Regions from separate parts of the Homo sapiens genome. Here region 2 is linked to region 1. A link is a contact called in ENCODE Hi-C or POLR2A ChIA-PET data. All regions are on one chromosome and are shown on one strand. Each heading gives the region's core, a stretch centred on a gene start or an enhancer-like site at or near the end of the contact. The rest is flanking DNA. Distances are from core to core; before and after follow the strand shown. Region 1 overlaps ZNRF1 (zinc and ring finger 1). Region 2 holds the start of TMEM170A (transmembrane protein 170A).

Region 1 (6,605 bases), core at 2,683-5,182:
CTGTTTTATTTATTATTTTTAATTTGTTTGGAAAACTTTTTTTTTTAATGTGGAAGCATATTTAGAATACTGTGAATAAATATAAGTTGCTTTCCTGCAAATTGCTTTATTTAGGGAGGCCAAAGGCAGAACCCTAAAGACTTTAGAACCACTTAAAATACAGATAATTTACTTGGTCATTTTCAACCCAGGAACACACAGATTTTACTCTTGAAACTACTTATAAAAATCCTTGGAGTTAATGGTATACGAGAGTGTTGTAGCTCATGGAGTACTAAACCATGAGATCAATCATAAGATTCTCCCTGATACTTGTAAGAGGTACAGATTCCCAGGTTCCCCTTTGTTAGAGATTTGGATATAATACATCTCTGGTGAGACTTTGAAATCTCTGTTTTTAATGACTGGTCCTGGAGCTTTTAGGAATGCAGATTTATGGGCCCCACCCCAGACCTACTGAATCCAGTGGGAAGAGAGGGGTTGGTCTGTCAACAGGTGTTCCAGGTGATTCTTACGTGTGCTGTTGTTGAAGAAGCACTGTTAATAGAGAAATCCCTTTCATAGTTCTTTGCCAGAAAACTACAGTTCTACCAGAAAGTATCCCAAAAGATTTTCACTGTATATAGGAACCTGCAGTTAGGGATCCTCCAGATGTTGTGGGATATTGGTTGTTACTGTTTTGAAACTGAGGTATAGTTGACATACCATAATATTCATACATTATAAATGTACAATGAGATTTAGTAAATATATAGTTATGAAACCATCACTAAAATCTTTTGTTTCTTTCTTTTCTTTCTTTTTTTTTTTTTTTTTTTTTTTTTTGAGTCTTACTCTGTCACTCAGGCTACAGTACAGTGGCATGGTCATAGCTCACCGCAGCCTTGACCTTCTAGGCTCAAGGGATCCTCCTTCCTCAGCCTTCCACGTAGCTGGCACTGCAGGCGCGCACCACCACGCATGGCTTAAAATCCAATTTTATAACACTTCCATCTCTCAAAAAGTCCTTTTTTTATTTTTATTGTTTTAAAACAAGGGCGTCACTCTGCCACCTAGGCTGGAGTACAGTAGTGAGACTGTAGCTCACTGCAGCCTCAAACTCTTGGGCTCAAGCAATCCTCTCACTTTGTCCTCCCAAAGTGCTGGGATTACGGATGTGAACCACCACATCTGAAAGGGCCACTTCAGAAAGTTCCTATGCCTGTTTTTAGTCAATCTCTGCTCCCCACCGGGCAACTGCTATCTCTCTAGATTTGCCTTTTCTGGGAATTTCATATAAATGAAATCATACAGTATGTATTATTTTCTGTTTGGTGTCCTTCACTCACCATGTTTTTGTTTTTGTTTTTTGTGGGTTTTTTTTTTTTTTTTTTTTTTTTTGAGACAGAGTTTTGCTCTTGTTGCCCAGGCTGGAGTGCAGTGGCGCAATCTCGGCTCACTGCAACCTCTGCCTCCTGGGTCCAAGTGATTCTCCTGGCTTAGCCTCCTGAGTAGCTGGGATTATGGGTGCGCGCCACCATGCCCAGCTAATTTTTTGTATTTTTAGTAGAGATGGGGTTTCATCACGTTGGCCAGGCTGGTCTCGAACTCCTGACCTCAGGTGATCCACCCACCTTGGCCTTCCAAAGTGCAGGGATTACAGGCATAAGCCACCATGCCCAGCCCACTTACCATGTTTTTAAGTTCATATGTGTTGAGTATGTATCAGTAGTTTGTGCTGACATCGGTAGTTTTTATTGCTAAATAGTATTCCATTATATGAATTTACCACAGTCAGTCTATCCATTCACCAGCTGATAGACTTTTGGATTGTTTCTAGCTTAAGACAATTATGAATGATGCTGCTGTGAACATTCATGTTCGTGATTTTATGTGGACATAAGATTCCATATGAGAAGTTTGTGTTTAAACGTTTGAGAAACTGGCAGCCTTTTCCAAAGTGGCTGTACATTTTACATTTTCATGGGCAATGGTTGAGAGTTCCAGTTTTGCCACATCCTTGCCAACACCGTGTATTGTTGACTTACGGATTATAGTCATTCTAGTAGGTATGTAGTGGTACCACATTGTGATTTTAATTTATTTTATTTATTTATTTATTTTTGAGACAGGGTCTCACCCTGTCGCCCAGGCTAGAGTGCAACGGCATGATCTCAGCTCACTGCAGCCTCTGCCTCCTGGGTTCAAGTGATTCTCCCACTTCAGCCTCCAGAGTAGCTGGGACTACGTGTGCATGCCGCCATATCCGGCTAATTTTTGTATTTTTTGTTACAGATGGGGTTTCACCATGTTGGCCAGGCTGGTCTCCAACTCTTGACCCAAGTGATACGCCCGCCTCAGCCTCTCAAAGGTCTGGGATTACAGGCGTGAGCCACCGTGCCCAGTCCTCACTGTGATTTTAATTTGTATTTCGTTAGCTAGTGATGATCCCTTTTCATGTGTTTAACAATTCACTTATCTTTTTTGGTGAAATGTCAATTCAAATCTTTGCTTGCTTGTTGTTTTCTGTTTTTAAGACTTAATTCTCTCAGGAGTTCGAGACCAGCCTGGCCAACATGGTGAAACCCCATCTCTACTAAAAAAAAAAATATATATATATAAAATTAGCTGGGCATGGTGGCAGACGCCTATAATCCCAGCTACTCGGGAGCCTGAGGCAGGAGAATCACTTGAACCTGGGAGACGGAGGTCGCAGTGAGCTGAGATCATGCCACTGCAGTCCAGCCTGGGCAACAAGAGCAAAACTCCGTCTCAAAAAACAAAGACTTAATTATTTTAATAGAGCAGTTTTAGGTTCACAGCAAAATTAAGAGGAAGGTCCAATGATTTTCTGTATATCCTCATTTTTAAAAATTGAGTTGTTTGTCAGTGAGTTGTAAGAGTTTATGTATTATGAATATGTCTTTTGTCAGATATGATTTGCAACTATTTTCTCCCAATGTGTGGCCTGTGCTTTTATTTGCTTATATGGTATCTTTGGAAGAGCAAACATTTTTAATTTTGGTTGTCTAATTTATCAATTTTTTGCTTTTATGAATGATGCTTTTGGTATATGTAAAAAAAAGTGTCTAGACCAAGGTTACAAAAATTTCTCCTATTTTCATCTAGAAGTTTTATAGTTTTAGCTCTTACATATGTCTGTGTTCCATTTTGAGTTAATTTTTGGATATGGTATGAGGGAGGGAGTGTCTGTTTCTTTCTTTTTTTTTTTTTTTTTTTGTAAACACACATATTTCTAGTTGTAGCAACATCATTTGTTGAAAAGACCATCCTTTCTTCCTGAATTCCCTTGGCAGAATCAACTGGTCATAAATGTAGTGGTTTATTTCTCGGCTTTCAATTCTGTTCCATTGATTTATGTGTCTGTTGCTATTGTGGTTACTTGTAACTTTATGATAAGTTTTGAAATTGGGTAGTGTACAGTCTCCATTTTTGTTCCTCTTTTTCAAAATAATGTTGGGTTTTGACTATCCTAGGTCCTTTGCATTTCCATGTACGTTTTAGGATCAGCCTGTTGATTTCTGCAGAATGGTTTTTGAATCCTGATATTTTTTCATTCAGAGGTCCTTGTGACCTCTCACAGAGGGCCTGAAATGGGCTCACTGCTCTTTAGAGGTTATAATAAGCGAAGGCCTGCTGTACACCAATGCTTGATGTATTAGCGTTCTTCCAGGTTTGGCATGTTGGGTTTAACAGCTAGTGGGAACGCAGGCCAAGGCCAGCTCCGGGACGGTAAAGATGACCCTTGAGTGCTTCCCTTGGTGTTATACTTGGTGTCATCCCACCTCCTTGTCTCACTGGTAGTTGGCACTCCAAAAATACTTGAATAGAAGTGGGAGACTGTCTACAATAAAGAACAAGTTGAGACTGATGCATTTATCATCTCTCCTCTTTTTGAGCCTCCTTTGTTTTAAAGCCGTATTTATACCAATGAGTTTCTAAGCAGCCTGGCCAAGTCTGGTTCCCTCAGCCCTGAGCTGTGGCCAGCTTCATGGTTGATTGCATTTATCAGATTTTTTTCACCTGTTCTTGCCTAAGCCTGTAACACATTATCACTGAAACCAGACATGGTTTTATCTTTTCAGAAGCTTGTGAGAGGAAACTGGTGCTTCCCTTCCTCAGTTTTACTTTAAGGAACATTTTTTCTCTTTCTTGTAAAATTTGGCTGTTCTTCTTTTACATTTTAGACATGTGTTTGTTTTGAACAGGCTGCCTTCCAAAACTGTACAGTTCTTATCTTCCTTCTACCTCACCAGGCCTTTTTGTGCTGGATTCACTCAAACCCAGCTAATACTTACAGAACATTTAACTATAATATATGCAAGGAATCATTTTCAGTCCTGATAGATACACAGAAATGGATAAGACATGGTTCTTGCCCTCATAGAGCTCACAATCTGATAAACTCTGATAAAAGAGACAGTATATGGCATATATACACAGGTATATATAGCATGTAAGAGACATGGGGGATCCTGGGTTGGGTGGAGTACTGGTTTTCCACGAAACCTGTTGCATATCAGGAGCCAGCCATTCTTGCTTTGTACTTTTTTTTTTTTTTTTGAGACAGAGTTTTGTTCTTGTTGCCCAGGCTGGAGGGTAATGATGCGATCTCTGCTCACTGCAACCTCCACTTCCCTGGTTCAAGCCATTCTCCTGCCTTGGCCTCCTAGGTAGCTGGGATTACAGGCATGCACCACCATACCCGGCTAATTTTGTATTTGTAGTACTGGCTAATTTTGTGTTTGTAGTAGAGACGTGGTTTCACCATGTTGGCCAGGCTGGTCTTGAACTGCTGACCTCAGGTGATCCACCCGCCTCAGCCTCCCAAAGTGCTGGGAATACAGGTGTGAGCCACCATGCCCAGCTGCTTTGTACTTTTAAAATGTGATCTTGACTTTCAGAATTTAAACTTTGGAATTTCTTAGAGTGGTTTAGATGTCACCTTCCCTAGGTGTAGGACAGATAGAGCTCTGACTTTCTTTAAAATTTATTTTATTTTTTGAGACGGAGTCTCTCTCTGTTGCCCAGGCTAGAATTGCACAGCTTACTGCAACCTCTGCCTCCTGGGTTCAAGTGATCCTCCCACTTCAGCCTCCCAAATAGCTAGGACTATAGGCATACAGGCATGCGCCACCATGCCCAGCTAATTTTTGTATTTTTAGTAGAGACTGGCTTTTGCCATGTTGGCCAGGCTGGTCTCAAACTCCTGATCTCAAGTGATCTGCCTGCCTCGGCCTCCAAAAGTGCTGGGATTATAGGCATGATGAGCCACTGCACCCAGCCATTTTTTTTTTTTTAAATAGAGATGGGGGTCTTGCTATATTGCCCAGGCTGGTCTTGAACTCCTGGCCTCAAGCGATCCTCCTGCCTCATAAAGTGCTGGGATTACAGATGTGAGCCACCATACCCAGCCCAAGCTCTTGACTTTCAGGCTTCCTCATCCTGTTGACTTCTCTGCCACTAATTTCACAAGGCAGTATGGCCATATTTTTAATTAAGTTATTTGATGGACATACCCCTTTCCCTTGGAAAAGGGACTGCGTTTATAACAAATGAACCATGAATGGAATTCTTAAAAGTGAAGTAACATAATATGTTAAGCAGCTTATCTGTTATTTAATATAATTCCCTAAGGAGAGCTTAGTATGGTGCTCTGTCACCCATGGGCCTATTCAAAGTGGAATTCCTTTCTCTAATGTTGCATAATACTTCCACCAGAAGAAGGAGGTGGTAGAGTGTTTGAAATAATTATTGTGTTAGCTGCTGCCCCTGTCCTTTTTCTGTAATGTGGGAAACAAACTTCGTCTTAGGATCTTCTGGCAGGTGTCCTGGTTGGATCGTGGGTGGTGCTTGTCCGGCTGCCTCAAGGATCCAGCCTAGGGACATGTTCTTTGAGCACTTGATGTGAGAGTTTTATTTGTTTGTTTGTTTTTAATTTAACCCACACCCATGCAAACTATGTTCCCCATGCCAGGACCAGAATAACCCTGGCCAGGGCTCAAGAAAAACCTAGTAACAGACCTAAAATTAAATACATGAACTCTGCCTGCCCTTTTGCATTTGCATTATGGTTTTTTGTTAGGTGCTCTTGACCATTTTTTTTCTATTAGGAAAAGGCTGGGAAGGAGAAGCTTGAGTCATTACCTTAGGCATAGAGAGGGGATGGATGAGCTGTGAAGATTACTACTAATAAGTAGAGGTGGGACCAGTGCAAATTGTGCTGGGTGCAATATTTTTTTTTAACTTAGCAATAAAGATGCTATGACAGTGTCAATCGCTGGCTTTATCTGAGCCATCCATAGTAATAGACTTGTTTGTTTGTTTGTTTGTTTGTTTTTTAAGAGACAGGGTCTTGCTGTGTTGCCCAGGCTGGCCTCCTGCCATGGCCATAGCATGGTCTTGACTTTGAGTGTGAACCTGCATCTGGTGCCAGTAAACCTAACTTGCTCAGCTGAATCTTCTTCTTCGTCTTTTTTTTTTTTTTTTTTTCCAGAGACAGGGCTAATTCACCCAGGCTGGAGTGCAGTGGCATGATCATGGCTCACTGCAGTCTCGAATTCCTGGGCTCAAGTGATCCTCCCACCTCAGCCTCCCAAATAGCT
Region 2 (6,605 bases), core at 2,974-5,473, 420 kb after region 1:
CCTGTTTCAGGGCCTCTGAATCTGCTGCTCCCTGGCCTAGAACACATGCTCTTCCCCAAGTAGCTGTTGGCTCATTACTCACTTTCTTCAGATTTTGACTCCAATATCATCACCATCCAGGGCCTCCCCATCACTTTACAGCAAACAGCAATCCACCCCCACCACACAGGCCCTGCCCCTTCCCAGGCCCCTCACCACCAGCTGTTTTGTTTTTCTCTCTCCCCATTGGAATGAAAGTTCCACGTGGGAAGGGGCTTTGCTTTGTTACTATGGCATCTTGACTTGGTGCCTAGAAAACAACAGGCACACAATCAACACTGAGCAAATATTTTTTGAGTGAATGAATAAATGACTGGTCCAAGTGTGACCAGTCTTGATTCCTGCAAGGATGACACAAAAACATTACTGGGTTTTTAATTATCACTAGATCTAATTTGACACTGATTTAGTGAAATCTGTATCTTCTGAAGATGAATGTCATTCTTGATACAAGATAAAGATCTCAGTTTCTTGGTTTTGAGGTTTGTTAAAAATGACAACAATAAAGGAAAAAATTTTAAACTGCATTTGCAGTTTAGCCATTTACTTATACTCATTTATTTATTTTTGAGACAGTCTCGCTCTGTGGCCCAGGCTGGAGTGCAGTGGCATGATGTCAGCTCACTGCAACCTCCCCCTCCCAGGTTCAAGCGATTCTCCTGCCTCAGCCTCCCGAGTAGCTGGAATTACAGGCATGCACCACCACGCCCCGCAAATTTTTGTATTTTTAGTAGAGATGGGGTGTCACCACGTTGGCCAGGCTAGTCTTGAACTCCTGACCTTAGATGATCCGCCCGCTTCGGCCTCCCAAAGTGCTGGGATTACAGGCGTGAGCCACGGCAACCGGCCAATTTAGTCATTTAGATGTCTACCTAACCCTCCGTAGGTAAATGGCTAAACTGCAAATACAGGTAATAAAGAAAAAATCAATTCAGTACTTCCTGGTATACATAAATATGTCAGAATACTTCAGAACAATGATTCTGCCATAATGAGTTGGCATACACTGCAAGTAACCTTTTCTGTGGGGCCAAAATATCAATACAACAGATTCAGGACAATGAATGCAACTCCTGTTAAGCAGATTTTGGTGTCTCAAATAGGATATAACTTCATGTATTTATTACACCCATTATTCCTGCCAAAGATGAGACACAGCAGGGAGGTTATGTGTTTACTACCAAATTCTGATCTACTTGGGGTCAAGGGCTATGCCTCATACCTGCTCATAACACCAGACCAGAGTTGGCACTTGGCCAAATGTATACTTACTGAATAAACGATCTCTGGTAATCGACATCACAAGTTACATACCCATAACAGTAATCATAAACTCAAGAACATACTGAAGTTTAATATTTTCAGAAAAAAGTTCTGAAAGTAAAACAATTCACATGGCTACAGATTACCTACTGTGATGTATTAAACCTATCCCAAATCCACTTATCTCAATCTTTTCTTAATGAAAGGGAACTAAAAGCCAGAGACTCAACAGACTATTCAGTTCCAACTTATGACCCTACATATGACGTTTAATTAACAGAGGATGCAGGAACCCTTACAGTAGAGAGTTCTGATAGACATCATCTTCACCAAATGATCAAACTTGGTAGTAAAGAGAGGATGCAGATACCCTTACAGTAGAGTTTTCATAGACACCATCTTCACCAAATGATCAAACTTAGTATTATCAATGAAGATACAAATTGACATTCAATGTCTCTTTTTTTGTTGAGACAAAGCCTCGCTCTGTCACCCAGGCTAAAGTGCAGTGGCGCAATCTTGGCTCACTGCAACCTCTGCCTCCTGGGTTCAAGAGATTCTCGTGCCTCAGCCTCCCCAGTAGCTGGGATTACAGGCACACACCACTACGCCTGACTTTTTAGTAGAGACAAGGTTTTGCCATGTTGGCCAGGCTGGTCTTGAACTCCTGACTTCAGGTGATACGCCTGCCTCAGCCTCCCAAAGTGCTGGGATTACAGGTGTGAGCCACTGAGCCAGGCTGACATTCAGTGTCTCTTGATGTGATGTACTGGTGAGTGGACGTCACCTAGGTAGGTAGCGTTCTGACCAAAAATGTTTAATCTAAATCTAATCATGAAGACCATCTAATGAACCTAGATTGTAAAACAGTCTATACAACAATTCACATGGACTCTTCCAAAATGTCCATCTTAAAAAATTCAAACAAGGAAGTAACTGTTTTAGCTAAATGAAACTAAAGAGACGGACAACTTAATGCAATGTGTGAACCTTAGATCATGGAATATATATATTTTTTTAAGGAAAAAAATCTATGTGGACAATTGGGGAAATGTAAACAAGGCCCACACATTAGGTAACATTATTCTATGATGTTCAGTTTCTTGGATGTGATATGGTTTCATGGATAGAAAATGGTTTTTAGAAGATACATGTTAAGATTATCAGGCATCAAGCAAGTGTTATGACTTCTGCAACTTCCTATTGAATGACTCGAGTTGAAATGGGACATGTGACCTACATCTAAGTGTGATACGTATGTAATACATGTGGTTATATATATAGAGAGAGAGAAAGAGAGCAGAGAGAGAGAAAGAGAAACAGAAAGCCAAAGAATCAAAATATTACTGAGTCTAAGTAAAGGGTACATGGGTATTTGTTATACTGTTCTCTCAACTGTTTGGCAGGCTTGACATTTTTCAGGAAAGGGGAAAATTAAGGAAACAAAGATTAATCTGGTCCCAGTAGTGCCTCCAGATTGCACGAACATTTCATGTATCACACAGGGTCACCAGAATACCATCAATTTTTTGATATCACTGTCAAAAGTGATCCTAGCACCTTCTGAAATAACGTGAGCTGCCAGATTCTCATTTCAGGAATGACCACAAGCGAACATCTGCATCTGACCCCAACCTGCCTGATGACCTTACCCGCTACTTCACAATCCCGTCCGGGAAAATCCCTGGGCACATAACACTGCAAGTCCCAGGTGTCCGCTGAACGGCGCCTGGCAGTCGCTGCCCAGGGGATGAGAAATCACAGGTGCCTTGTTTGGAACTAGAGTCTGGAATCTCGTCCTCCTTCCCTCTGCTCTGGTCCCTCATTGTTTATGAAGACCTCAGTCCCCTCTGCTGGGAGCCCCACCTCCCCTTCCAGGGCCACGGGCTCTAGTCTTCTTGCCTTTCAAGGACCACACAAATAACTGTGCCTCCCCTCAAAGCTTTTCTCCTCCTTCCCAAGTGAAGTCCTCTCTCCTCCCTCCAGCTTTCAGGGCACGGAGCGCTCTTCCTGGCATTAGAATTCTGAGCAACCCTCCTAGCAGGCCCAGCTCAAGCCGCAGCGGGGAGGAAGAGTTCAAAGGAAGCTGTGCCAAAGATCTCGAAGGCTTAGTGGGAGACCCAGCAACAGGTGGCACCAGGTCTGGGAAAGATTCCTAGAAAGCGGAGCGGGTCTCGGAGGGGGAGGATTTAGCCCCAGGCGCCCGCGATCAGCGAACGAGCGCCTGCGCGGAGGGGCCGGGCTGCAGCCCCGGGGCAAGGGGAGCGCGAGCTCTGACTCCTCAGCGCGGCCGGGCCGCTCCGAGACCCCTCGAAGGAGGCCGGGCGCCGTGGGGCAACCCAGGCAGGGCGGGGACCACAGCCTCCCGGGCTCGTGGGGTGCAGCTCTGAACCTGAGGCGCTCGGAAGCTCAAGGCCAAGACCCGCTCGGGTGGCGGCCGAGCGCCCTCCAGCCCCGGGCCCACCTGCGGCCGCTCTCTGCATCTCACGCCCAGCGGGACTCCGGGGCTCCGCCTCAGGGACCGCCGAAGAAGTGATGGGGAAAGGGGCTCCGGGCGAGCAGCACGGCCCCCCTCCCGGAGGACAGCGCCCACGCCGCCAGCAGGCTGCGCACCCGGGACCCCGCCCAGACTCGGGGCGCCCACAGCACGGCAGCGGCGACGGCGGGGCGCGCAGTGCGCAGGCGCGGGGCGGGCCGTACCTGGGAAGGAGCAGAGGGAAGTAGAGTTGGGGCACAGGGTCCCGTTGCCCACCCGCGGCACAACCTTCAGGCTCAGGATCTGCTGCAGGAGCCCGGCCGACCCGCCGCTGCCGCCGCTCCCCTCGCGCTCCATCCCGTCGCCATTCACCACAGAGAAATGAGGGACGAGCGCCCGAAGTGCGGTAGCGGCCGGCGCCGACTCACCCTCGCCGCCTCAGCGTCACCTCCAGCCGGGGTCCTCTTCCCCCAATCCCAACGGCGCTGCCAAGTGACCGTTGCCTCCTCCAATCACAAGGCGCCGCAGCGCTCGGGCGCAGGGCCAGGGTTGTTCCCGCCCCCAACGTTGCGCAGGGCTCGCAGAGACACAGCCCCACGGACGCGCCCCCTCCTGGACGGCGCGCTCTGGGACCGCGCGCTCTGCTCTGCCCTTCTCTGCAGCGCCCCCTGTGAGAAAGTAGGGAATTGCATGCGCCCCAACAGAGCCGCGCTATGGAGTTACCAGGGATCTGGAAAAATACAGTGATGGAACGGATATGTAAAGTTCTAGTTATGACTGGACTCCAGCATTTATGAAACCTTCATGAACAGAACAAGAACGTTCTCTATTTAAAGCTGATAGTAGAAAGAGCCCATGCAAAGTCTGGTGTGGGACCAGAATGGGAGGGAGGCTATGTAGCCTCTATAGAGCTCGACTTAGTTTTAAATAAAATAAAATGTACAGAGATTCGGTTCAGAGCAATAAAATTAGATCACACTTTTTTCTTTTTTTTGAGACGGAGTCTCCCTCTGTGACCCAGGCTGGAGTGCGGCCGCGCGATCTCTGCTCACTGCAAGCTCTGCCTCCCGGGTTCACACCATTCTCCTGCCTCAGCCTCCCGAGTAGCTGGGACTACAGGCGCCCGCCACCACGCCCGGCTAATTTTTTGTATTTTTAGTAGAGGCGGGATTTCATCGTGTTAGCCAGGATGGTCTCGATTTCCTGTCCTCGTGGATCACACATTTTTGTCTCACCTCCCTTCAGAAAGCCTGTTAAAATGAAGGCAGAGAAATCGTAAAAAGGAATAAGCTAATGTTCAGTTTGTTTGCACTGCTGTAACAAAGTACCTGAGAGTGGGCAATTTATTAAGAACAGAAATTTATTTTCTCACAGTTCTGGAAGCTGGGAGGTCCAAGATCAAGGTCGCAGCAGGTTCCATGTCTAAGGACGGCCCGTTCCTCACTGATAGCACCGCCCGGGCGTCCTCACACGGTAACAAAGGGAGCCCACTCTCCAAATCCCTTTTATAAGGGTCCTAATCCCATAACGGGGGCTCCACTCTTCTGACTTAATCGTCTCCTAAAGGCCCCTCCTCTCAGTACTATCGCATTCCCACGAAGTTTCAGGACATGAATTTGGGGGAACACGTTCAGACCATAGCAGCCATTAACAATAGTGTTCTGGAAGGGAAGTTACCAAGGATAAGTAATGTCCACAAGGTTCCAGGTGATGAAGAGGCTTGTGACGAATAATAATGTTTTTGTTTGGTTGGTTGGTTTGTTTTGAGACAGAGTCTCACTTTGTTGCCCAGGCTGGAGTGCAGTGGCGAAATCTCAGCTCACCGCAACCTCCGCCTCCCTGGTTCAAGCGATTCTCCTGCCTCAGCCTCCCCAGTAGCTGGGATTCCAGGCGCGTGCCACCAGGCCCAGCTAATTTTTGTATTTTGAGTAGAGATAGGGTTTTGCCATGTTATCCATGTTGGTCTCGTTCCTGACCTCAAGCGATCCACCTGCCTTGGCCTCCCAAAGTGCTGGGATTACAGGCGTGAGCCACTGCACCTGACTGGTAAATTTTTTTTTTTTTTTTTTTTTTTTTTTTTTTTTTTTGAGACGCAGTCTTTTTCTGTCGTCCAGGCTGGAGTGGAGTGGAGTGTAGTGGCGCAATCTCGGCTCACTGCAACCTTCGCCTCCCGGGTTCAAGCAATTCTCCTGCCTCAGCCTCCCAAGTAGCTGGGATTATAGCTCCGTGCCACCATGCCCAGGTAATTTTTGTATTTTTAGCAGAGATGGAATTTCACCATATTGGTCAGGTTTGTCTCAAACTCCTGACGTCAGGTGATCCATCTACCTTGGCCTCCCAAAGTGCTGGGATTACAGGCGTGAGCCACCGTGCCCAGCCTGAAAACTTCTTTAAAAATCATTGAATTGTACAGTTAAAATAAATGAATTTTATGCTACATAAATCATACCTTTTAAAATCTTTTTAAAAAGTGACCAATTCACCGATCTGCCAAGCAAGGTGGCTCATGCCTGTAAACCCAACACTTTTGGGAGGCCAAGGCTGCAGGATTGCTTGAGCCCAGGAGTTTGAGACCAGCCTGGGCAACATAGGTAAACCTTGTCTCTACTAAAAATTCAAAAATTAGTCGGGTGTAGTGGCACACACCTATAGTCCCAGCTAACTCCAGAGGCTGAGGTGGGAGGATCCCTTGAGCCCCAGAGGTCAAGGCTGCAGTGAGCTATCATTGCTCCATTGTACTCCAGCCTGGGCAACAGAAGAAGGCCCTGTCTCAAAAAACAAACACACAAATAAACAAACAAAAAACCCCACAAGAATTTAAAGATGG

The links. Hi-C counts contacts between places; a loop is a spot of excess contacts on that map. ChIA-PET counts read pairs that join two places held with the same protein, here RNA polymerase II (POLR2A). Pooled maps may share reads with other maps.
Region 2: a pooled map shows a loop between it and region 1 (3-fold over the local background). The contact joins the promoter of TMEM170A here to the enhancer-like site in region 1. A Hi-C loop is called at or near these places in 1 of 50 pooled maps. POLR2A ChIA-PET finds 5 or more read pairs at or near these places in 2 of 52 experiments (Panc1 and endothelial cell of umbilical vein).

What each region holds. Positions count from the first base shown.
Region 1 is chr16:75,039,244-75,045,848 of GRCh38, forward strand. The region is part of intron 1 of ZNRF1 (zinc and ring finger 1); the gene reads left to right. Among named protein-coding and RNA genes, the nearest start is that of ZNRF1, 44 kb to the left of the region's middle. Within about 2 kb of position 3,933, at least 5 of the 41 ENCODE cell types and tissues checked have a DNase peak (open chromatin) inside an H3K27ac peak, as active enhancers do.
Region 2 is chr16:75,460,466-75,467,070 of GRCh38, forward strand. It overlaps TMEM170A (transmembrane protein 170A), which reads right to left and starts at 4,224. Exons shown (of 3, transcript NM_145254.3): 1 at 4,003-4,224. The coding sequence starts at 4,135. RefSeq lists enhancers at 2,655-2,704, 3,894-4,394 and a silencer at 3,571-4,200.